Linked DNA regions of Homo sapiens: regions 2, 3 and 4 are each linked to region 1. A link is a contact called in ENCODE Hi-C or POLR2A ChIA-PET data. All regions are on one chromosome and are shown on one strand. Each heading gives the region's core, a stretch centred on a gene start or an enhancer-like site at or near the end of the contact. The rest is flanking DNA. Distances are from core to core; before and after follow the strand shown.

Region 1 (5,499 bases), core at 2,219-4,718:
AAAATACAAAAATTAGCTGGGTGTAGTGGTGCACGCCTGTAATCCCTGCTACTCAGGAGGCTGAGGCAGGAGAATCGCTTGAACCTGGGAGGGGGAGGTTGCAGTGAGCTGAGATTGCATCACTGCACTCTAGCCTGGTGGCAGAGTGAGACTCCGTCTCAAAAAAAAAAAAAAAAAAAAAGAAAAAAGAAAGAAAGAAAGAAAGAAAATGTGGTTTATGACCAGGTACAGTGACTCATGCCTGTAATCCCAGTACTTTGGGAGGCAGAGGTGGGCAGATGACTTGAGGCCAGGAGTTCGAGACCAGCCTGGCCAGCATGGTGAAACCCTGTCTCTACTAAAAATACAAAAATTAGCCGGACATGGTGGCACGTGCCTGTAGTCCCAGCTACTTGGGAGACTGAGGCACAAGAATTGCTTGAACCCAGGAGGTACAGGCTGCAGTGAGCTGGGATTGTGTCACTGCACTCCACCCTGGGCGGCAGAGCAAGACTCTGTCTCAAAAAAAAAAAAAAGTGATTTATATATATAATGGAATGCTATTCAGCCTAAAAGAAGAAGGAAATGCTGGCCAGGTGCGGTGGCTCACACCTGTAATCCCAACACTTTGGGAAGCCAAGGTGGGCAGATCACCTGAGGTCGGGAGCTCAAGACCAGCCTGACCAACATGGAGAAACCCCATCTCTACTAAAAATAAAAATTAGCTGGGTGTGGTGGCACATGCCTGTAGTCCAGGCTACTTGGGAGGCTGAGGCAGGAGAATTGCTTGAACCCGGGAGGGAGAGGTTGCAGTGAGCCAAGATTGTGCCACTGCACTCCAGCCTGGGCAACAAGAGCAAGACTCTGTCTCAAGGAAAAAAAAAAGAAGGAAATGCTCATATCTATGACAACATGGATGAACTGGGAGGATGTTATGTTAAGAGAAATAAATGAGGCACAGAAAGACAAACACTGCTTGATTTCTCTCATATGTGGAATATAAGTTGAACACACAGAAGTAGAGAGTAGAATGGTGGTTACTAGAGGCTGAGGAGATGTTTGTCAAAGGATACAAAATTTCAGTTAAGAGAGATAAGTTCAGGAGGCCACTTTGGGAGGCCAAGGCAGGCGGATCACCTGAGGTCGGGAGTTCGAGACCAGCCTGACCAACATGGAGAAACCCCGTCTCTACTAAAATATAATATTAGCTGGGCGTGGTGGCGCATGCCTGTAATCCCAGCTACTCAGGAGGCTGAGGCAGGAGAATCACTTGAACCCGGGAGGCAGAGGTTGCAGTGAGCCAAGATCACGCCATTGCGCTCCAGCCTGGGCAACAAGAGTGAAACTCCGTCTCAAAAAAAAAAAGAAAAGATCTATTGTATAACATGGTGACTATACCCACTATGAATATGTATTGTATTCTTGAAAATTGCTTAAAGAACATATTTTAAACATTTCCAGCACAAAAATATGAGGTAATGCATATATTAATTAGCTTGACTTAGCCATTTCACAATGTATACATATTTTAAAACATCCTGGCCGGGGGCACGGTGGCTCACTCTTGTAATCCCAGCACTTTCGGAGGCCGATGTGGGTGGATCACCTGAGGTTAGGAGTTTGAGACCGTCCTAGCCGAAATGGCAAAACCCCGTCTCTACTGAAAACACAAAAATTAGCCAGGCGTGGTGGTGCGCATCTGTAATCCCAGCTACTTGGGAGTCTGAGGCAGGAGAATCGCTTGACTTGGGAGGTGGAGGTTGCAGTGAGCCGAGATTGAGCCACTGCACTCCAGCCTGGGCGACAAGAGTGAAACTCTGTCTCAAAAAAAAAAAAAAAAAGAAAAAAGAAAACATCCTGTTGTACACAATATATATTTTTTGTCAATTAATAAAAATCAATAAATTTAATTAAAAAAATAGTCGAGTGAAGTTATTTCCCATGACTAGCTCCTCTTCTTCCTTTAGATTTCATCTTACATGTCACTTTCTTGGAGAGGCCTTACCAACCTAACCAAAGTAGCTCCCCAGTTTTAATTTTTTTCACTGGGTTCCTATGCCTCCCCCACCAGTCTAAGAACTCCATGAAGCCAGTATGTCTTGTGTTCAGCACATAGGGAAGACTCAATAGGTCTTTGTTGACTGAATGAAATGAAAGAAGTCCTTCAACATCCTGCCCCTCTGCTCCCTCAACCCCCAAAGCACCAGTACTTTGTCTTCTCTTCTCTTGGGATGTAATGGAAGAGGAGTCTTCTACCAAGGCCGTTCTCTGCCACTTTCCTCAAGAAGCTCCTTGCCTCTTTGATTGATTCTCCTGTATACTCTTTTTTTTTTTTTTTTTTTGAGACGGAGTCTCGCTTTGTCACCCAGGCTGGAGTTCAGTGCCCCAGTCTCAGCTCACTGCAACCTCTGCCTCCCGGGTTCAAGCGATTCCCTGCCTCAGCCTCCCAAGTAGCTGGGATTACAGGCACACGCCACCATGCCCGGCTAATTTTTTTCGTATTTTCAGTAGAGACGGGGTTTCACCATATTGGTCAGGCTGGTCTTGAACTCCTGACCTCAGGCAATCCACCTGCCTCGGCCTCCCAAAGTGTTGGGATTACAGGCATGAGCCACCGGGCACGGCCCTGTATACTCTTCACTAATCTTTTCCTATCAATATGCAAAGATGTTTCCCTTAAACAACCAACCAACCACAAATCCCAAAAGTTTCTTCCTCTACCAGGCTTCAGATCGGCACATGACCGCCTTCTTGCCTTGACTTTCAGGAGTCTGGTATCCCCCGTATTCTTTTATCTTAGCCTCCTTCTCTGGCTTTTTTTTTTTTTTTTTTTTTTTTTTTTTTGAGACAGAGTCCAGTCCTGCTCTGTCGCCCAGGCTGGAGTGCAGTGGCGCGATCTCGGCTCACTGCAACCTCTGCCTTCAGAGTAGCTGGGATTACAGGCACACACCAACATGCCCGGCTACTTTCTTTGTATTTTTAGTTAGGGACGGGGTTTTGCCATGTTGGCCAGGCTAGTCTCGAACTCCTGATCTCAGGTGATCCGCCCGCCTCGGCCTCCCAAAGTGCTGGGATTACAGGCGTGAGCCACCGCGCCCGGTCTTCTGGCTCTTTCTAAAGATTGGGATTTCCTAAAGTCCTGTTCTTTTCAACCTCCATTGAAAAGTGTTGGGGTGGAGTTTGGGAAGGAGGGGCTGAGGAGTGAGGCTGGGTTAGGTGGGGAATAAAGAGAGGGATATGAGAAGCCCCGAGGTCTGGGGTCAAGGAGACAGGCGTGGGGGAAGGATTTGAACCACTGTTACGTGTAGTGGGGGAGACAGCAGGGAGAGCGTGCCCGGGCACGACAGCCTGGTGCACAGCCGAGAAAACAACAGCGCGTGCGCGTAGCGACCTCTTTGCGCCTGCGCCCCCCTTGCCAGTCTTTCGCCGGCAAAAGGAGGACGTAGAAAAGGGGACACCGGAAACTCACTCTTCACCCGGAAATGGTTATTGAGGAACATGGCGTTGCTGGTGCGAGTCCTTGTGAGTGAAGGAGTAATTTTCTACGGTAGCTCTCTGGGTCCCGGGTTGGAGTTCGACAAGGCAGGGCGGGAGGAATTGGAAGGAATCGCAGGAGGGAAGCCTGTGTTATAGCTAGGCTGAGTGGCCGCTTTTCCGTGGGGAAACTGAGGCAGCTTCCGACCTCTTCCTACCCCGTTTTGACCTTAGCTCCCCCATCTTTCGAGAAGGGGAAGACTGACATCTGGCCTTTATTTGATGGGGTTTACTTTTCCTTCCCTCCCCCATGTACCTGCTTCCCCTCAGGGAGAGGAGCATGTAGGACACTGATTGGAGTTTCAGGAGGCCTGGGTTCTAGTCCCTGACTGTCACTGATGCATAGTGACTTTAAGCAAGTCACTTTTGGGCCTCATTGACCCTATGTGAAAAACGAGGACATTTATCTCCTGCAGTCCCTTTAGATTCTGAGATTCTCAGGGTTTCTTTCATAGGTAATAAGTCAGTTCTTAACTGTACAGTTAAGTGGAATATAGATTATTAGATTGAAAGCTGCGTGAGAATTGGAGTCATGTCTGTCTCCGTCGTTTTCACTTTGCCTAGCATGGTGTCTGGCACATCATAGGTGTTAAATGATTACTTGTTGAATAAATGAATGAAGTAAGGAAAGACTACCAGACTCTTTAGCACCCGTGTGTGAAACTACTGCACCTCTTGAGATTTAGTCCTGACCCTTCTAGCATACTCTTTTCTCTAGCAATTAAAGGAGAAAAGAAAGTGGCAGCAGAAAAAACGTTAGGATACAGAGCTTAGTTTTTAATCATGGAGGGATGGGAGAGTGTATAGTTTTAGCGAGTCTTCAAAAACTGGGTCAAAGACACTGTTTTTCATAGTAGACATGGTCTATTCCTGTGTCTAGGTAACTTCTGAATTGTTATTTTACATTTGTGTTTTTGATCTTTTTATATATGTCTTACAAGGACGACAGTTTTACTTCTTGTATTCCTTGCCAGCCTAGCAGAGTGAGGTACCCTCGACTGCTGTTCAGTAAATATTTATTTGTAGAGTAGCCCCTGTAACTGCCAGAAAGATTCACCTGGTGAAGTGATTGTTTGATTTCAGGCCAGAAATTGATTCAGAAATGAGGACTGCTGGGGAAATGGCAATTAGAATGTTCTGAATTTAGTGGTTTTTTTTTTTTTTTTTTTTTTAATCCTTCCCCTGCCACCCTTTAGGGTTTTGTTTTTTTTTTTTTTTTTTTTGAGGCAGAGTCTTGCTCTGTCGCCGAAGCTGGAGTGCAGTGGTGCCATCTCGGGCTCACTGCAACTTCTGCTCCCGGGTTCAAGCAATTCTCCTGTGCCAGCCTCCCGAGTAGCTGGGATGACAGGCATGCACCACACCACACCTGACTAATTTTTGTATTTTTTTTTTTTTTGAGATGGAGTCTCGCTCTGTCACCCAGGGTGGAGTTCAGCGGTGTGATCTCGGCTCACTGCAACCTCTGCCTCCTGGGTTCAAGCAGTTCTCCTGCTTCAGCCTCCCAAGTAGCTGGGATTACAGGCGCCTGCCACCACACCTGGCTAACTTTTGTATTTTTAGTAGAGATGGAGTTTCACCATGTTGGCCAGACTGGTCTCGAACTCCTGACCTCATGATCCGCCTCCTGCGGCCTCCCAAAGTGCTGGGATAACAGGCATGAGCCACCGAGCCTGGCCTGACAACTATCATTTTATAGGGCACTTACTACGTGCTAAGCACTTTAAAATACTTACCTAATCCTTATAACATCCCTTTGGAAAGGAGGGCGTGTTATTTCCTCTATTTTACAGATAAGAAAACTGAACCACAGAGAGGTATTCCTGGCCAGGTGCCGTGGCTCACACCTGTAATCCCAGCACATTGGGAGGCTGAGGTAGGTGGATCACTTGAGGCCAGGAGTTCAAGACCAGCCTGGCCAACGTGGTGAAACCCTGTCTCTACTAAAAATACAAAAATTAGCCAGGCCTGGTGGTGGGCGCCTGTAAT
Region 2 (6,016 bases), core at 2,850-5,349, 820 kb before region 1:
CAGGGCATAGCTCAGGTCCATGCTGTGCTTGGTTATCTCAGCTGGCGTGGCACCCTCTGGGAACATCTGCGTGGGCAGCTCTGAGAAGCGGATCTCTGTCCCGGCTCTGGGCTTCATCTCTGGTAGCCGGGCCAGGCCCTCTTGGTAGCTTTTGCACTCAATGCCACAGCGGGGTAGATTCTGCCCCACGCGGTCCTTGGTGTGCTTCATGGAGAGCACAGGTAGCACATCGGAAAAGGCACAGATCTGTCGATTCTCGGGCTGTAGCTTCTCCACTGTGGCTTCGCTGATGAAGTTGGTGAGTGAGATCCACTTCTTCAGGGTGGCATATGGGTAAGGCCCCAGGAACTGGTCCAGCTCCTGGAGGTTGGCCCTCATGGCCTCCACCTCAGACTCTGGGGCTGGGGACAGGTCTACCTCTTCCCTGAGTGTGCTCCAGCGCAGCACTGTCAGCCCCCGCTGGTGCAGGCTAAGGAAGAAACCCATACGAGGGCCTACTTCCTTCGGATTAGCCTTGTCCACAGAGCTGTAGTGGAGGAAGTGGATGCCTGGAGGGATCATCTTCACGCCCCGGAACTTGGGCCCGACCTCCCAGGAGTTATAGTCAATCCCAAACTCTGTTCCCTTGGGCATGTTCAGGATGACCACAGTGGCCCCTTCAAAGAAGAGGCGCTTGGCTAGCTCAGGATCCATCTGCACGGCAGCCATGGGGCCAGTGGTGGGTGACCAAAAGAACCCTTTTTCTTTGATGAACAGCTGAGAAAGAAAGAAACCAGAGTTAATCAGAACGTGGGGGAAAGATGCTTCATTTGCTAAGCATTCTGTATGTGCCAGATATTGAGTTAGACCCCTGACATAATTATTTCCCTTAATCCTCATGACAACCCTGCATTGAGTTTACAGATGAGAAAAACGAGGATTAAAGGAAAGGATTTTTGTGTTTTGGCTTAACATGCAAGGACACTCACTTCACAGCTATAAGATACCAGTGAAAGAAAAGTGACATGCTCATGGTCATACCAGGACCCAAATTAGAATCTGGATACCCTGCCTGCAGGCCAGTGTTCTGTCCACCGTCCATTCTTAATATCTTCTCAGATCTCTTTCTCACAACAGAGGGTGAGGGTGGAAAATGCCTGGACAGGTCACTCTAAACTATATGCCTACATCATTTAAAACTACAATTCTGCCAAAAAACTATCCCAAAAGATTTGGAAAGATTAAATCAAGTACATATCCAGTTTCCCATAAGCCTCAGGGAAGGCCCAGAAATGGACAGACGGTAGCAAGTGGAGGCTCAGCATCTAAAGTTTGTTCAGGGTCTAGAGAGCTTTCCTACCACAAATCTCCCCTCTTCTTTCACTCATAAAAAACCTAAACTCCAGGGAGTGAAACAACTTCCCAAAGAGCCCACAATCAGTGGTGGCTCTGGACCATTCATCCAGAATGAATTCAGGTGGTAAAGCTAGCCTAGGAAGAGAAAGCTGGCCAGAAGAGAAAGAGCTTAGTACACTTATTTTACCTACTTCTGAATATCCCAGACATTGCCTCTGGGATATCGGCAAGAATGGTACCAACATGAACAAATGTAAACAAACCATTATGCAACCTTCTAGTCCTAAGATACCTACCTGACTAATTTAACAAATACTCACTGAGTGCCTGCATTGTGCCAGGATCTTTGCCAGGCCCCCAAAAAACATCACAGATTAAGACAGTCACTGCCCTCTAGGCAATTCCAATCTAGCCAAGACGTCAAAATTTCACACACAGAAAAACGAGCTGCCTGTTTAATTGTTTACTTTTTTTTTTTTTTTTTTTGAGACAGGGTCTCGCTCTGTCACCCCAGCTGGAGTGCAGTGGCGTGATCTCGGCTCACTACATCGTCCACCTCCCGGGTTCAAGCAATTCTTGTGCCTCAGCCTCCCAAGCAGCTGAGACTACCGGTGTGTGCCACCACACCTGGCTAAGTTTTGTATTTTTAGTACAGAGAGGGTCTCACCATGTGGCCTAGGCTAGTCTGGAACTCCTGACCTCAGTGATCTGCCCGCCTCGGCCTCCCAAAGTGCTGAGATAACAGGTGTGAGCCACCATGCCTGGCCCTGTTTACCCTTTTTACTTTAAATAAAGCAGTGCAGAAAGGAAGACCAATCCTTTTCCAAAAATAAGAGCACATTTTATCATTGTTACCTCAAAACCACCACAAATGACTCTTACCCTGAATCAGCACTTTGTGTTTCACCAAACTGCAAGTCACAATCCATTAGTGGATTAGGAAATCAATGTGAAGGTCTCAACCAGCATTATTTTTTAAACGAAAATAACAGAATTTTTGAAATATCACAATACATCATGAGTAGTAAAGCTAAGTACTGTTTTCTGGAGCTTTGTGTGTTTGTGTGTATACTTGGTTGTGCCATAAAATGTATTCGTTACTGTAGGTCACAGTCATAAAAGTTTGAAAGACTCTGCTCTAAATAATTCGTATCAACAGGCCGGGCGTGGTGGCTCACGCCTGTAATCACAGCACTTTGGGAGGCCGAGGCGGATGGATAATGAGGTCAGGAGTTTGAGACCAGCCTGGCCAATACTGTGAAACCCCATCTCTACTAAAAATACAAAAAAAATTAGCCGCGCATGGTGGTGTGCGCCAGTAGTCCCAGCTACTTGAGAAGCTGAGGCAGAAGAATTGCTTGAACCTGGGAGGCAGAGGTTGCAGTGAGCTGAGATCACACCACTGCACTCCAGCCTGGGGGTCTGAGCGAATTCCGTCTCAAAATAATAATAATAATAATAATAATAATAATAATAATAATAATAATAATACGTATCATCTTCCTATTTGTAATCCTGAATTCAGAAAGTATTTAATATTTGCTGAATGAACAGATATTCCATTTACAATAACAGCTCATCAATTAGCCATTTTCCCTTGTGACATCTGTGTGCTCCTCCTTGATAATGACGTTTCTTTCATGCTAATTCCACCAGTCTGTAATTCTATTCACTATATCTCCAGCAGCTGGCACAGGGCCTAGCACAGAGGAGATGCTAGGAAAACGTTTATTAAATATGCATAGAACTCTGCAGTCTACCAGCCCCTGTCACTGACAGCTCTGTGAGTTCCTCACAGTCCTGGAACACCTAAAGTCACATCCATCCACTTCTCTCCACCACCTCCCTAATCCAAGCTACCATCGTCCCTCACTCAGAGTGCTTGCTCCTCAACCCATTCTCCATTCAACAGCAGTAACCTTTTCAAAATGCCAATCTAATCACAACACCACCCATGTCAGCTTCTGAGTGGTTTCCCATATGGTTCTTGAAAAACCAGAATTCTTCCTATTACCTACAAAGCCTGCACGGTCTGACTCCTGGCAACCCCTTTAGCTTGTGTCACACAATGGTCCCCCACAAGCTCTCTGTTCCAGCCACAACGGCCTCTTTCAGAACCTGAAATTGGAGGCTGTCTCCATATAGAAAACTCTTCCCTCCCCACTTTGTCAAATCCTTTTTTCTGATCTCAGCTCAATATTCACCTCCTCAGTAAAGGTTCCTTGCCCTGGGGCTAGGTCAGGTCTCCTGTGATATAATCTGGGGTGCCTTGTACCTTTCCGTCTCAATGATCACAACTGCAGTTTTGGATGTTTGATTGAAGGCTGTCATCGCCACGAGACTTGAGTCCTGCTGTATCCCTAGCACAGATTCAACGCTTAGTAAACATTTATTTAATACAAGTATGATATCCATTTTGTAAACGAGAAACAAAGCCTCAGTTCGGGGAAAGACCTTACTGGAAGTCACGCAGAGAGTAGGGCAGAGCCAGGTCGAGTGCAATCAGGGTCTCCGGCCCCCAGGCTCTAAAGTTAAGAAAACCGCGACGTAACTCTGGCGACGGCTTCTCAGGAAGGGCCTCCAGAGACACCAGCGTCCCACAAACAGAGAACCAGCCGCCCCGGCGAGGTGGGCCTAGTTCAAGGCACTCCGTGACTCTGAGCCGAGAAGAGGGGCGGCCCAGCCACACATACACAAGGAATCAGGAAAGGAAAAAGAGGCCAGGAGGCCACACTCACCGCCTCGCCCCACGTTCCGGTACAGCGGAAACGCACCGGAAGTTCTCCAGCTTTGGCGTCTGACTGGAGCGACGGGGGAAGCGGTCCGGCAGAGCCCTGGGTCGCGGGAAGAATGGCCCGTGCCTGCAGGTTCCGCCGGATGCAAGGTTGCCTTTTGTTATTCTTAGTTTCTCGTTTTAGCTTCTGAATTGTGAACAACTTTCATTAACCTATGCATTTTATATCCCCGTCCAGAAACACAGCCACCAGCCATCTTACTTTGGGCTCAAGCAGTCATGGTCACTAAAGCACAGCCAAGGCTTGTACCAGTGGCTACTATTCAGAAGTAGCCAGTCAGGCGCTCGGTCACTGTCTTTGTCAGCCAGTCTCTATCCCGGTCACAGTGTCTCAGCTTCCAGTCACACTCAGCCCTCGGGGAGAGCCTCAGAAACCCAGCCACCAGCCCAGAGAGAACCAGCGTCAGCCTCCGCTGCTGCAGCAGCAGCGGTCGCCACCTCAGTCCCTCTGGCCATTATCACCCCGTGTCCTTCCTGCAGGCCAAGTCCTAACATCTCAGTCAGGCTATCAACGCACTAGGGAAGGAATCTGCCTGTCTTGTTCCTCACTGTTTCCCTGGAACCGAGCACAAAGCCAGGCACAAAAGCTCAGCTGAGTACATATATTATGCATTTAATTAATAATGATGATAATTTGGTATTAATAAATAACTATTTGTGGGTCTAACCCTGCACTATTAATCAGGGTTCCACCAAAGATACAGAGCCAGTAGGAGATCTATATTAAGTGATTTATTGCCAAGAATTGGCTTATGTGATTTTAGGGCAGGCCACTTGGGTATTTCTTTTTTTGAGACGCAATCTCACTCTGTCACCCAGGCTGGAGTGCAATGGCGCTATCTCGGCTCACTGCAACCTCCACCTCCTGGGTTCAAGCCATTCTCCTGCCTCAGCCTCCCAAGTAGCTGGGATTACAGGCGCCCACCACCGTGCCTGGCTAATTTTTGTATTTTTAGTAGAGACGGGGTTTCATCTTGTTGGCCAGGCTGGTTTCGAACTCCTGACCTCAGGTGATCTGCCCACCTTGGCCTCTCAAAGTGCTGGGATTACAGGCATGAGCCACCGTGCCCGGCCCACTTGGGTATTTATAATCCTTGCACTAACCCTTGTAAGGTATGTGTATTCCCAATTTGCAGAAGAGAAAACTGAGGTTCAAAGAGATGTTACACAGCCAGAGAATGGCAGAGCTAGAATGCAAACCAAGGGCTGTCTGTTCTTATCTCTTGTGCTGCTGCTCCTTAGCTTGTCTGTCACATTTCCTCAGTGACAGCTGGACACGCCAATCTGTCTCGGTCAAAATTTATCTCTTAGTGGGTTGCAGACTAGACCGGGCCCTGCAGTCATGGTTAATCACAATGAGCTGCTGCAGGATTAACCAGAGACAGCCTCCATCAGTCACAGTCATGCTTACCAATCTCAGCCTGTCCTGTCAAGTTTCATCTCCTGCATGAAGAAGCTCAGCTCCCTCTCCACCCCTCCCCACTCCCAGTCTTAAGTGCTGAGCTCTATGGTCTGGTCTCAAAGCTCCCTGTTTCAGTTGGGCTCACCGTCTTTTCAGAGACTCCAGGACACTGAACACTGGTTGTAGAAGCTGTAAATGGTGGCCTAGGAGTCCCACCTTGTGGGTCACATGTCCATTTAGATCAGAATTTCTCAACCTTGGCACTATTGACATTTGGGGCCAGATAAGTATTTGTTGTATGTGGCTGTCCTGTGCATTGTAGGATGTTTAGCAGCAACCCTGGCGTCTACCCACTAGAGCTAGTAGCACCCCTCAGTTGTGACAACCATTGCTAAATGTCCCCGGGGCGGGGGTTGGGGGTAAAGGAGGAGGGGTCATTTCCCCACTCTCAATGCAGTTGAAAAACACTAATCTGGGTGAACTTA
Region 3 (6,207 bases), core at 2,891-5,390, 640 kb before region 1:
AAACCAGAACAACAACAATTAAGGGGCTATTAGAGTCATCCAAATGAAAGACGTTGCTAGCTTGGATTTGGATACAGATCAGCACTGTCAATGGGACTTCCTGGGATGGTGGGAACATTCTCCACCTGTGCTCATATGGTAGCCACTGGCTCCTAGTTCCCTGTGACTCTTGAGCACTTGGAATGAGGGTGGTGTGGCTGAAGAACTGAATTTTTAATTTCATGTCATTCTAATGAATTACAATTTAAATAGGCACACGTAGCTAGTGGCTACTATAATGGACAGCACAGGGAATTGGCTGTATTTGAAATATATTTAGGAGGCAGATAGGACTGGGGATGGTTGCCGTGTGGGAAGTGAGAGAATGGGGAATCAAGGGAGATCGAGAATTACTTGGTGTATTAGTCCATTTTCACGCTGCTGATAAAGACATACCCGAGTCTGGGAAGAAAAAGAGGTTTAATCGGACTTACATTTCCACATGGCTGGGGAGGTCTCAGAATCATGGCAGGAGGTGAAAGGCACTTCTTACACAGCAGCAGCAAGAGAAAATGAGAAAGATGCAAAAGCGGAAACCCCTGATAAAACCATCAGATCTCATGAGACTTATTCACTACCATGAGAACAGTATGAGGGAACCACCCCATGACTCAAATTATCTCCCACTGGGTCCCTCCCATAACGTGTGGGAATTATAGGAGTACAATTCAAGATGAGATTTGGATGGAGACACAGCCAAACCATATTACTTGGGAAACAGGTGGATGATACTGCCATTTACTGATAGGGAAGAGCAGGCTCTGGGGAGATACCAAGAGTTTTGTTTTGCACAAGAGGAGTTTCAGATACTGTTGGAACATTCAAGTAGAGCTATCAGGTAGAAAGCAGAATGTATGCTGAGCACAGTGGCTCATGCCTGTAATCTCAGCACTTTGGGAGGCCGAGGTGGGCGGATCATGAGGTCAAGAGTTCCAGACCAGCCTGGCCAACATGGTGAAATCCCATCCCTACTAAGAATACAAAAATTAAAGGGATGTGGTGGCACGTGCCTGTAATCCCAGTTACTCAGGAGGCTGAGTCAGGAGAATCGCTTGAACCTGGGAGGCGAGGGTTGCAGGGAGCCGAGATCACACCACTTCACTCCAGCCCAGACACAGCAAGACTGCGTCTCGGAAAAAAAATAATAAAAGAAAAAGAAAAAGAAAGCAGGATGTATACATGTTTTTCATCATCCTCATCTTTAGGTTCCAGGAATACCCACATGTTTGGCTGCTTAGGCGGTGGGAAGCTCAGAAAGGGGACCAGGAGCCTCTCCTACTCCTTGTCTTGGCTAATGTATCAACTACCAAACTACCCATTAGCGCTAGTGTTTGAAACTTGTATAATCCATGGCTCTTCCTTCCCCTCCTCCCTCTTCTCTCAGGTATTCAGCCCACTGGCTTCTTCTCTTGAAATGCTAGAAACACTCACTTCACCGGTTTTCTACTTCTGTGCAACTCTCCTGGCTCAGGGCCTTGTCATCTCATTGTGGACTAGAGCCCCTGGACTTCTCGCCACCTCTCCTGTCCACCTTCCACCAGCAAGGCCTTTCTGACTGCAGGATTTTCCTCCTGGGAATCATGTCTGAGTCTGCATCAAGAGTCTTAATCCTTTGATCTTTCTTTACATTTCCAGAATTGTATCCAAAGGAACTCAGGGCCAGTGGTGGTAGCTCATGCTTGTACTCCCAGCACTTTGGGAAGCCGAGGCAGGTGGATCACCTGAGGTCAGGAGTTTGAAACCAGCCTGGCCAACACAGTGAAATCTCATCTATACTAAAAATACAAAAATTAGCTGGGCATGGTGGCACACGTTTGTAGTCCCAGCTACTTGGGAGGCTGAAGCAGGAGAATCATTTGAACTCAGGAGTTGGAGGTTGCAGTGGGCCGAGATGGCACCACTGCACTCCAGCCTGGATGACAGAGCGAGACCCTGTCTCAAACATAAATAAATAAATAAATAATTTTAAAAATAATAAAAATGCAGGCCAGGTGCGGTGGCTCACACCTGTAATCCCAGCACTTTGGGAGGCGAAGGTGGGTGGATCACCTGAGGTCACAAGTTCGAGACCAGCCTGACCAACAGGGTAAAACCCCGTCTCTACTAAAAATACAAAAAATTAGCCTGGCCTGGTGGCGAGTGCCTGTAATCCCAGCTACTTGGGAGGCTGAGGCAGGAGAATCACTTGAACCCAGGAGGTGGAGGTTGCAGTGAGTCAAGATCGCACCATTTCACTACAGCCTGGGCAACAGAGCAAGACTCTGCCTCAAAAAAAAAAAATAAAAATACAAATACAAACAAAGGAACTCAGAGGCTGGGGGCGGTGGCTCACGCCTGTAATCCCAGCACTTTGGGAGGCCAAGGCAGGTGGATCACGAGGTCAGAAGTTCGAGACCAGCCTGGCCAACATGGTGAAACCCCCGTCTCTACTCAAAAATACAAAAATTAGCTGGGCGCGGTGGCGGGCGCCTATAATCCCAGCTACTCGTGAGGCTGAGGTAGGAGAATCACTTCAACCTGGGAGGTGGAGGTTGTAGTGAGCCAAGATCGCGCCACTGCACTCTAGACTAGGTGACAGCGCAAGACTCCATCTAAAACAAAAAACAAAAAAACCCAAAGGAATTCAGAAGTCTACACAAAATGTGAAAATTCACGAGGAAGTTCATCACAGCATTAATTCTAAAAGCTGGAAGTGTCATTTCCAACCTTATCTTAATTGACACATCAGCAGCATTTGACACTGTTGATAAATTCCCCTTGAAACACTTTCCTCATTTACTTCCAGGACACCACACTCTCCTGGTTGTTCTCCTACCACCCTGGTCGCTTCTCAGTCTCCTTTGCTGGTTCCTTCTCATTCCCTGACCTGTAAACGTTACCCAGGGATCAGACCTCAGACCTTGTCCCTCTCTTGGTTCTCTCATGCAGCCTCAAGGTTTTAAAGACATCTATATGCTGACGACTCCCAAAGATTCATCTCCAGTTCAAACCTTTCCCTGAATGCCAGACTCATAAATCCATCTGTCTGCTTGACATTTCCACTTGAATGTCAAACAGACATCTCAAACTTAACATGCCTAAAACTCAGCTCCTGGTGTTCTCCCCAAAGCTTGCTCCTCCCATGGTTTCTTCCATCTCACTTAAGGCGGCTGCCTTTTCATTTGCTCAGGCCAAAAAGTGTGGAGTCATCTTTCAGTTCTCGCTCTCCCACTTCACATCTGGTCCGTCAGCAAATCTTATAGACTTGAGCTTATGTCAACCCCTGAATTCAACCACTTTTTGCCCCCTTTGCTGTCGTCGCCCTGGCATAAGTCCCTATCATAGCTCACCTGCTTGATTGCAACAGTCAGTTATCAGGTCTCCCTGCTTCTGCCCCTGCCTCCACTTCAGCTCTCCCGCACTGCAGTTCAACTCCCTCCCATGGTCCCATTTCTCTCCTCTCTTCCCCAGCCTCTTTGCTGTTCCTGGAACAGGCCTGGCCCACATGCTTCGGCTTTGTGGCCTGTGCATAAGCTGTTCCCCTACAGACATCTCCAAGCATGGCTCATCCCCTCGCCTCCTTCGGGTCTCTGCTCCAGAGTCACCTGGCCGTACTATAAAGCATTCCGCACCTGCACTTCATATTCCTCTTTCCTTTTTATGTTTCCAAAGCACTTTCGCTATCTACCCTTTTATGCATTTTAAGGATCTTGTTTATTGTTGTTTCCCTTACTAGAATGTAAATTTTAGGAGAGCAGAAATTTTCCTGTGTTTTTTTCTTTACTGCTGCACTCCCCCGTGCTTAGAGGCACATAGGTGCTCGGTAAACAGGTGGTAAATGAGTCAATAAATGAAATATTGGAGTCTTCTTATCCAGCACCGGAGGAGTAAGGAGATAGAGAAGCAACGTTTGCTCAGGGAATTCTGAGGCCAGTAGCAATTTCCGTTGCGAAGAGCAAGCGGGGTGGAGGGGGCCCTAACCCCACGTGACCACACCCCATTCCCCATTCCCCACCCCCACGCCGGAACATTGCAGACCCGGAACCACGGCTCGCGGGCCCCCAGCGCAAGGGCACTTCCGGTACCGCTCCTCTCTTGCCAGCGCAGAGAACTGCCAAGTCAGTTCCGGTCCGGCAGAGATCGCGGAGAGACGCAGAACGCAGCCCGCTCCTCCAGGGCCCTCCAGGCCCTCCGGCCCCGGGCCGGCGGGTGAACTGGGGGGCCCCGGGACAGGCCGAGCCCTCTGCCCTGCAGATAACGGAGGCCTCTGCTGTGGCTGCCCACTGGCTGTGCCCGCCCACTGGCTGTGCCCAGACCTTGAAGCCGCAGCGAACCTCTCTTTCCCACCCCACCTCGGTGACTAATGGCGGCCGTGGCGTCTCCCAGCCCGGACCCCGCCGGCACCCGGGTCTCCCGACCCAAGCCTCGACGAAACCCCCGCAGAGCCGCCGGGACGCAGCGCCTTTGGGCGGCGCTGGGCGTGGTGGGCCGGGAAGTATGGCGGCAGCTCGAACGCCGCGCGGCGGAGGCCATTAAGGCGTGGACGGCCCGGGAAGGCGGCCTAGGGACGCAAGCAGGCTCGGCCGCCTCTTTAGGCCACGGAGCCGCGCAGATCCGGTTCCCGGGTGACCACTCTGTCGCCATTGGGCGAGACCTACCTAGTCCTGACGACAACGGACAAAGGCCTTAAGGGGCCTGGAAGGTGAGCGAAGTCCCGAACGACGACGGGTGGAACGGTTAGCGGCCATCGGGCGGTTGGTCTTCATTCTACCAGACTTTGCTGTCGGAAGAGAGAAATGGTAGAATGACAGGCCACGTTTGGCCCGTTGGAAATGCCCACCACCCTCTGGGAAGATTTACTGGCCGTTTATGGAAGGCCTGTGTATATAATATGAAAAAGCTGCTCTCAACTCCACCCCAACCTTTTAATAGAAAACATTTGTCACATCTAGCCCTTCTAGATGGAAAGAGGTTGCCGACGTATGATAAAATAGAGTTAGAAAGTTACACATCTTGTAAATTCTCATTTGTTTAAAAGAAATCATAGAAAATACATGTCTTCTGGAGATGACTTTTGGAAATGGAGTTGTTAAGACGGCCTCTGGAAGCGATACGTCCACGTTTGTTAAGTGGGTTAGATGACATGGAGCTGGAAGACCTGAGAAGGAAGAGAAGAAGGTTCTATGCTAGACTGGTCATATTTAGAAGACATTTTCATATTCTATCCATTGTTTTGTGTGCATTTTATTCCTCACTACTGTGTATATAGTTGACAATGCTAAGCTTTTTTGAAATGTCTCTTCTTTTTAGATGTTCTGAAGTGCCTGATATGTTAAAATTAGAGGTAGCAAAATCACATTTTGTAAATACCTTTTTGTTACAATTCATAGGAAATATTTTTGGGGGGGAATGGCCAAATCACCTGTTGAGTAATACTCATTGTGTTTGTGCAGTGGTTCAGGGGAGGAGAGAGGAGGGGGAGGTGCAGAGAGCTCTATGCCATCCTGTTTACAGCGAGGCAAGATGAATCATTATGTCTGTGCATTTTGTTTTACTTATCTGTGTATATAGTGTACATAAAGGACAGACGAGTCCTAATTGACAACATCTAGTCTTTCTGGATGTTAAAGAGGTTGCCAGTGTATGACAAAAGTAGAGTTAGTAAACTAATATATTTTGTACATTTTGTTTTACAAGTCCTAGGAAAGATTGTCTTCTGAAAATTTGATGTCTTCTGGGTTGATGGAGATGGGAAGGGTTCTAGGCCAGAATGTTCACATTTGGAAGACTCTTTCAAATTATAACTGTTGTTACATGTTTGCAGTTTATTCAAGACTGCTGTATACATAGTAGACAAATTAACTCCTTACTTGAAACATCTAGTCTATCTAGATGTTTAGAAGTGCCCGATGTATGTTAAATGTATAGGTAGTAAAATACCACTTTGTAAATATCTTTTTGCTAAAATTCATAGGAAATGCTTTTGGAAATTGAATTGTGAAGCCACCTTTGTGAACAGTATAGTAATGTCTATACTTGTTCAATAGTTTAGAGGAGGTAGGAGGGAAGAAATTGCAAAAGGTAATATTACTAGTGTGTTCATACTTGGACATTTTCAGACACCATTTTTCTATATGTTTTGTGCATTTTGTTTTGCTCTGTATATAGTATATATAATGGACAAATAGT
Region 4 (5,537 bases), core at 321-2,820, 730 kb after region 1:
TAATCTCAAAAGCACATATAAAAAAAAGTGTAGTAAAATAATTAGAAAGTGACGTGTTGAATATGTATTCCGTTGTTTTCAATATAAGTTATTTAACTGTAGGTTTATATGTCTTAATTTTCAAAAATGCCTGTGTTTAAAAGCGACTGGCAAAATTTCTAAGCCTTCCGGCCAGGCACGATGACACAAGCCTGTAATCCCAGCACTTTGGGAGGCCGAGGCAGGCAGGTGGATCGCCTGAAGTCTGGAGTTCGAGACCAGCCTGACCAACATAGAGAAACCCTGTCTCTACTAAAATTACAAAAAATTAGCCGGGCGTGATGGCGCATGCATGTAATCCCAGCTACTCGGGAGGCTGAGGCAGGAGAATCGCTTGAACCTGGGAGTCGGAGGTTGCAGTGAGCTGAGATCGCGCCATTGCACTCCAACCCGGGCAATAAGAGCGAAACTCCGTTTCCAAAACAAAAAAAAAATTTCTAAGCCTTCCTCAACTGTCCCTAGTTAGCCTATAATCAGCACATTTTTCAGCACACAAGGGTTAAGCGACTTGTTGAACTAGCTAATAAATCAGTCTACTACTCCAAAACGCATCTGTAGAACCTAACATAGTGCCTGGAAAATAGTTGGCGTTTAACAAACAACTGCCAGAATAAATTTTTTAAAAAATACACATTTAACACTCTTTAAAAACATAAAAGGTACCAGCCTGGGCAACATGGCGAAACCCCGTCTCTACTAAAAGTACAAAAACTTAGCCGGGTGTGGTGGCGCGCACCTGTGGTCCCAGCTACTCTGGAGCCCGGGAGGTCCAGGCTGCAGTGAGCTGAGATTGCGCCACTGCACTCCAGCCTGGGCGACGGCACTGAGACCCTGTCTCAAAAACAAAAAACATAAACATTTTGGGCAGGGTGCGGTGGCTCACGCCTGTAATCCCAGCATTTTGGGAAGCCGAGGCGGGCGGATCACCTGAGGTCAGGAGTTCGAGACCAACCTGGCCAACATGGTGAAACCCCATCTCTACTAAAAATACAAAAAAAAAAAAAAAAAAAAAATAGCCGCGCGTGGTGGTGGGCGCCTGTCATCCCAGCTACCCAGGAGGCGGAAGTTGCAGTGAGCCAAGATCGCGCCACTGCACTCCAGCCGGACGACAGAGCGAGACTCCGTCTCAAAAAAAATAAAAATAAAAATAAAAATAAACATTTTGGCATTGAAAACATACACGCAAGAGTGAATTTAACATCTGTTTAAAAGTCTCTCACAATCCCAGGAAGGCGACTACTTCCGCTTCTACTTTCAGCAGCGTTTCAGCCCCGCTATAGCGGCGCGGCTTCACAAAACACCTGCGATCGTAGAAGGTTTCGCCCCACCTTCTGCATACGCAGCTTGAGGCGCCCGCTTTCCGTCGCTCCGGCCCGCCTCGCCGCAAGGCTTTCTGGGAGCCGTAGTCCCCACGTCTGGCCTCTCCGGCGCCAGCGGCAGCGCGCGCCCACCCGCGGAACTACAGAGCGTGGCGCACAGCGCGCGAGGCTCCTCCGCCTCGCCTTCCCTCCCCGCCCGCGCGCCCGCCCCAGTTATCATGGCGGCTCCCTTGGTCCTGGTGCTGGTGGTGGCTGTGACAGTGCGGGCGGCCTTGTTCCGCTCCAGTCTGGCCGAGTTCATTTCCGAGCGGGTGGAGGTGGTGTCCCCACTGAGCTCTTGGAAGAGAGGTGAGGCCACTGGCTCGAGCAGACTGTCAGGCCCCACCTGCCCTCCCGCGGCCTCTGTGAATGGGAGGCGGGGGCAGTGACCGCCAGCGCGCGGTTCCTAGAGAACTAACTGACTGTCTCGTGGGGTTCTTGGAGAGGGCGGGGCCTGAGGGCGGGGCTGGTGAGGGGAGGGGGCGTGGGGACCGGGGCGTGGGGACAGTGTCGTGAGGTTTGGGCCCTGGGGGCCGGACCACCTAGTGGTGGGGATCTGAGGGGGCGTGTCCCATTCAGTGTCCTGAGCCGAGGAGTGTGGTCTGTGGGAAGGGTTGGAATAAGAGGAGGAGGTGCTTGTGGAGCGCGGCTTGCAGAGGAGTTTGGGATTTGGGGCGGGATCGCCAGGGGTGCTCCCTGGGATAAAAGGTTATGTGTGAGGGGGTCCGGGATGAGGGGACCAATTTTGCTTAAGCGAGGAGAGTGTGCGTGTGCTTTAGACGTCTCTTCTCAGTCTGGGACTTGCAGGGCAATTTTTGTTACTGTTCCTTACTAAGTTCTTCACCGAACATTGTTTTATACTAACGCCTACAGCGAGAAAGCGAAGTTGGCCTGAAGTAGCTGCACAGGCTAGTGAGGGAGACAAATCGTTATAATAATTCATGAAAAGTATACTTTATGTGTCCACCCAGTTCCTTCCTTAGTATTCTGACCCTGAATAAACTATCCCCTACCTTTCCAGTTTTCCAGAATGTGGGATTTGAGCTGACTCTTGAAGGATGTAGGGTTTTGAAAGGGAGATTAGAGAAAAGGAGAGTTCCAGGTAGCAGAAAGTAAATAGGATGAAGAAACGTTCAAGGATGTGAAATGTCCAAAGCAGGGGAGTAATGGGGTGGAAGCTAGGTTTAGGCCAGAGTTTGATGATTAAAAAAAAACAAACAACTTTTTTTTTTTTTTTTTTACTGAAGTACAGTATACATACAATGCATATTAAGTAAGTGTAGAGTTCAATGAATTTTTAAAAACTGTATTCACTCATGTAGCCAGCACCTAGTTCAAGAAACAGTATCAGCACCCCAGAAGTCCCCTTTGTGTCCTTTAAATGCTAAAGTTTTTTTGTTTTTGTTTTTGTTTTTTGTTTAGAGACAGGGTCTTTCTATGTTGCCCAGGCTGGTCTGGAACTCCTGGACTCAAGCAGTCTCACTTGGCCTCCCAAAGTGCTGGGATTTCAGGCGTGAGCCATGGCACCTGGCCAAGGCTAACGTTTTGATGTTATCCCATAGAATGTTGGTATGGGGAACGGCATAATGAATGGGTGTTTTATGAATAGAGTTAAGGTTTCTAAAAATGGTAACATATACCTTTTCTCATTTAGTCCTCACATTTATTTCTATGTGATAGATGGTGTTATTTTCCCCCTTTTACAGATGAGGGAACTGAAATTTAGAGAAGTTAATTTGCCCAGGTTTCCTAGTTGGGGAATGGTAATAAAGATAGTAATAATTCATGTCTGAGATTGTAAGAGCTTGGATTTGTTACCTCTGCGTATTATTTTTCTGTTGAAATGAATCGAAGCCATTTGGTTCCTGTTTTCTTCTGGATAACTGAAAACCTGAGGCAGTATTAGGCCCTTCTTCCTCTACACCCTACTAAGAGCATTTCTTATCTCATAATTACCTGTTTATATCCGGTTTTTCCACATTTTCTCTCTCTCTCTTTTTTTTTTTTTTTTTTTTTGAGATGGAGTTTCACTCTCATTGCCCTAGCTGGAGTGCAATGGTGCGATCTCGGCTCACCATAACCTCCGCCCCCTGGGTTCAAGCAATTCTTCTGCCTCAGCCTCCTGGGCAGCTGGGATTACAGGCATGCACCACCATGCCTGGCTAATTTTGTATTTTTAGTAGAGACAGGGGTTCTCCATGTTGGTCAGGCTGGTCTTGAACTCCCGACCTCAGGTGATCTGCCTTCCTCGGCCTCCCAAAGTGCTGGGATTACAGGTGTGAGCCGCCATGCCTGGCCTCTTTTTTTTTTTTTTTTTCTTCAAGAGACAGGGTCTCACTCTGACACTCAGGCTGGAGTGCAGTGATAATGGGTCACTGCAGCCTTGACCTCTCGGGCTCAGGACATCCTCCCTCCTCAGCCTCCCAAGTAGTTGGTAGCTGGGACTACAGGCATGTACCACCAACCCTACTTGTTATTATTATTATTTTTTTGTATTTTTTGTAGAGATGGGGTTTCACCATGTTGCTTAGGCTGGTCTCAAACTCCTGGGCTCAAGTGATCCGCCCATCTGGGTCTCTCAAAGTGCTGGGATTACAGGCATAAGCTACCACACCTGGCCTTTTCCACTATATTATGAGCTCCTTGAAGGATTCTGTTTTATTCATTCCTGAATTCTTTTATGTCTGGCATACAGTAGGTGTGTAGTTACTGTTGAATAAATGTGGAAGAGAAGAAAGCATAGGATCTGGTTACTTACAGGAGGTTACTTACAGGATGGACAGGTGAAGGATCCAAAGATGAGACAGTGTTGTTTGGTAATTAAGAGTGCAGGGTCTGGAATCTCAGAAAAGGTTTGACTCTTTCTCTAGTTCTGCAACTTATAAGCTGTATGAATTCTTTTTTTTTTTGAGACAGAATTTTGCTCTTGTTGCCCAGGCTGGAGTGCAATGGCGCGATCTCGGCTCACTGCAACCTCCGCCTCCCAGGTTCAGGCTGTTATCTCGTCTCAGCCTCTTGGGTAGCTGGGATTACAGGTGCCCGCCACCATGCCCAGCTAATTTTTGTATTTTTAGTAGAGATAAGTTTCACCATGTTGGCTAGTCTGGTCTTAAACTCCTGACCTCAGGTGAGCCGCCCGCCTTGACCTGTGAAAGTGCTGGGATTACAGGCATGAGCCACTGCGCCAAGCTTTTTTTGTTGTTGTTGTTTTTGAGATGGAGTCTCAGTCTGTTGCCCAGGCTGGAGTGTAGTGGCATGATCTTGGCTCACTGCAACCTCTGCCTCCCAGGTTCAAGCGATTCTTCTGCCTCAGCCTCCCAAGTAGCTGGGACTACAGGCACATGCCACCATGCCTGGCTAATTTTTGTATTTTTAGTAGACACGAGGTTTCACCATATTAGCCAGGCTGGTCTTGATCTCCTGACCTCGTGATCCGCCCGCCTTGGCCTCCCAAAGTGCTGGGATTACAGGCGTGAGCCACCACGCCCGGCCAAGCTGTATGAATTCTAACGTCAGTGTTTCCATCTGTAAAATAGGAAATTATGTATCCTGTTCAACGAGATAATCCATGTTGAAGCTCAACACAATAATGAAAGCCAAAAAGGTGAATTCTAAGGTTTTGAGTTGAGATATTAGGAAAAATAGTGCTGACATGGGCTGAAATAGATGAATCAGAAAGGACATAGTAGTGTTTCATGTGTGTATAATGTGATAGTACAATACTGACAGGTTTAGGTCTGGAGCTTGAGGCCAGTGTCAGGACTAGAAAGAGAGAGAGATTTGTTAACCACCCATCATCTGGATCTGACTAAATCAGCATGATTATTTGTATCATTTGGGAGGGAAGGTACAACATCTGTAAGCATTACTTTTCTTCAAAGGGTACCTTAAATGGGATATTTTTTAAAGCAGCTGATTATATAAACCCTAAAAGGCAGGAATTTAAAAATAGTAAAGTAGGACTCCTTCTGGTTTCACATGACATTTTACATTTTTTTTTTTTTTTTTTTTGAGACGGAGTCTCACTCTGTCACCCAGGCTGGAGTGCAGTGGTGCAATCTCAGCTCACTGCAAGCTCCGCCTCCCGGGTTTACGCCATTCTCCTGCCTCAGCCTCCCGAGTAGCTGGGACTACAGGCAC

The links. A loop is a pair of places that touch in the nucleus more often than their neighbours do. ChIA-PET counts read pairs that join two places held with the same protein, here RNA polymerase II (POLR2A). Pooled maps may share reads with other maps.
Region 2: a loop to region 1 is called in a map of CD8-positive, alpha-beta T cell, with 20 times the contacts of the local background. The contact joins the promoter of AAR2 here to the promoter of UQCC1 in region 1. A Hi-C loop is called at or near these places in 4 of 168 maps with a recorded cell type or tissue (B cell, CD4-positive, alpha-beta T cell, CD4-positive, alpha-beta memory T cell and 1 more), 9 of 37 single-sample maps with no recorded cell type and 15 of 50 pooled maps. POLR2A ChIA-PET finds 5 or more read pairs at or near these places in 1 of 52 experiments (naive thymus-derived CD4-positive, alpha-beta T cell).
Region 3: a loop to region 1 is called in a map of CD8-positive, alpha-beta T cell, with 17 times the contacts of the local background. The contact joins the promoter of NORAD here to the promoter of UQCC1 in region 1. A Hi-C loop is called at or near these places in 3 of 168 maps with a recorded cell type or tissue (CD4-positive, alpha-beta T cell, CD8-positive, alpha-beta T cell and naive thymus-derived CD4-positive, alpha-beta T cell), 1 of 37 single-sample maps with no recorded cell type and 11 of 50 pooled maps. POLR2A ChIA-PET finds 5 or more read pairs at or near these places in 2 of 52 experiments (GM10248 and GM12878).
Region 4: a map of naive thymus-derived CD4-positive, alpha-beta T cell shows a loop between it and region 1 (20-fold over the local background). The contact joins the promoter of PIGU here to the promoter of UQCC1 in region 1. A Hi-C loop is called at or near these places in 1 of 168 maps with a recorded cell type or tissue (naive thymus-derived CD4-positive, alpha-beta T cell) and 7 of 50 pooled maps. POLR2A ChIA-PET finds 5 or more read pairs at or near these places in 1 of 52 experiments (activated CD8-positive, alpha-beta memory T cell).

What each region holds. Positions count from the first base shown.
Region 1 is chr20:35,409,942-35,415,440 of GRCh38, reverse strand. It overlaps UQCC1 (ubiquinol-cytochrome c reductase complex assembly factor 1), which reads left to right and starts at 3,468. Exons shown (of 10, transcript NM_018244.5): 1 at 3,468-3,501. The coding sequence starts at 3,478. RefSeq lists enhancers at 3,233-3,282, 2,490-3,312, 3,413-3,562, 3,623-3,722, 3,313-4,136.
Region 2 is chr20:36,234,561-36,240,576 of GRCh38, reverse strand. It overlaps AAR2 (AAR2 splicing factor), which reads right to left and starts at 4,099. Exons shown (of 4, transcript NM_001271874.2): 1 at 4,074-4,099; 2 at 1-756. The coding sequence starts at 708. LOC105372602 (a long non-coding RNA gene) reads left to right here and starts at 4,111. Exons shown (of 3, transcript XR_936695.2): 1 at 4,111-4,219.
Region 3 is chr20:36,048,893-36,055,099 of GRCh38, reverse strand. NORAD (non-coding RNA activated by DNA damage) reads left to right here and starts at 4,140. Exons shown (of 1, transcript NR_027451.1): 1 at 4,140-6,207. RefSeq lists enhancers at 718-897, 3,892-4,463, 3,944-5,143 and a silencer at 4,195-4,404.
Region 4 is chr20:34,673,125-34,678,661 of GRCh38, reverse strand. It overlaps PIGU (phosphatidylinositol glycan anchor biosynthesis class U), which reads left to right and starts at 1,570. Exons shown (of 12, transcript NM_080476.5): 1 at 1,570-1,706. The coding sequence starts at 1,577. RefSeq lists enhancers at 330-1,215, 1,216-2,102 and silencers at 1,501-1,610, 1,851-1,950.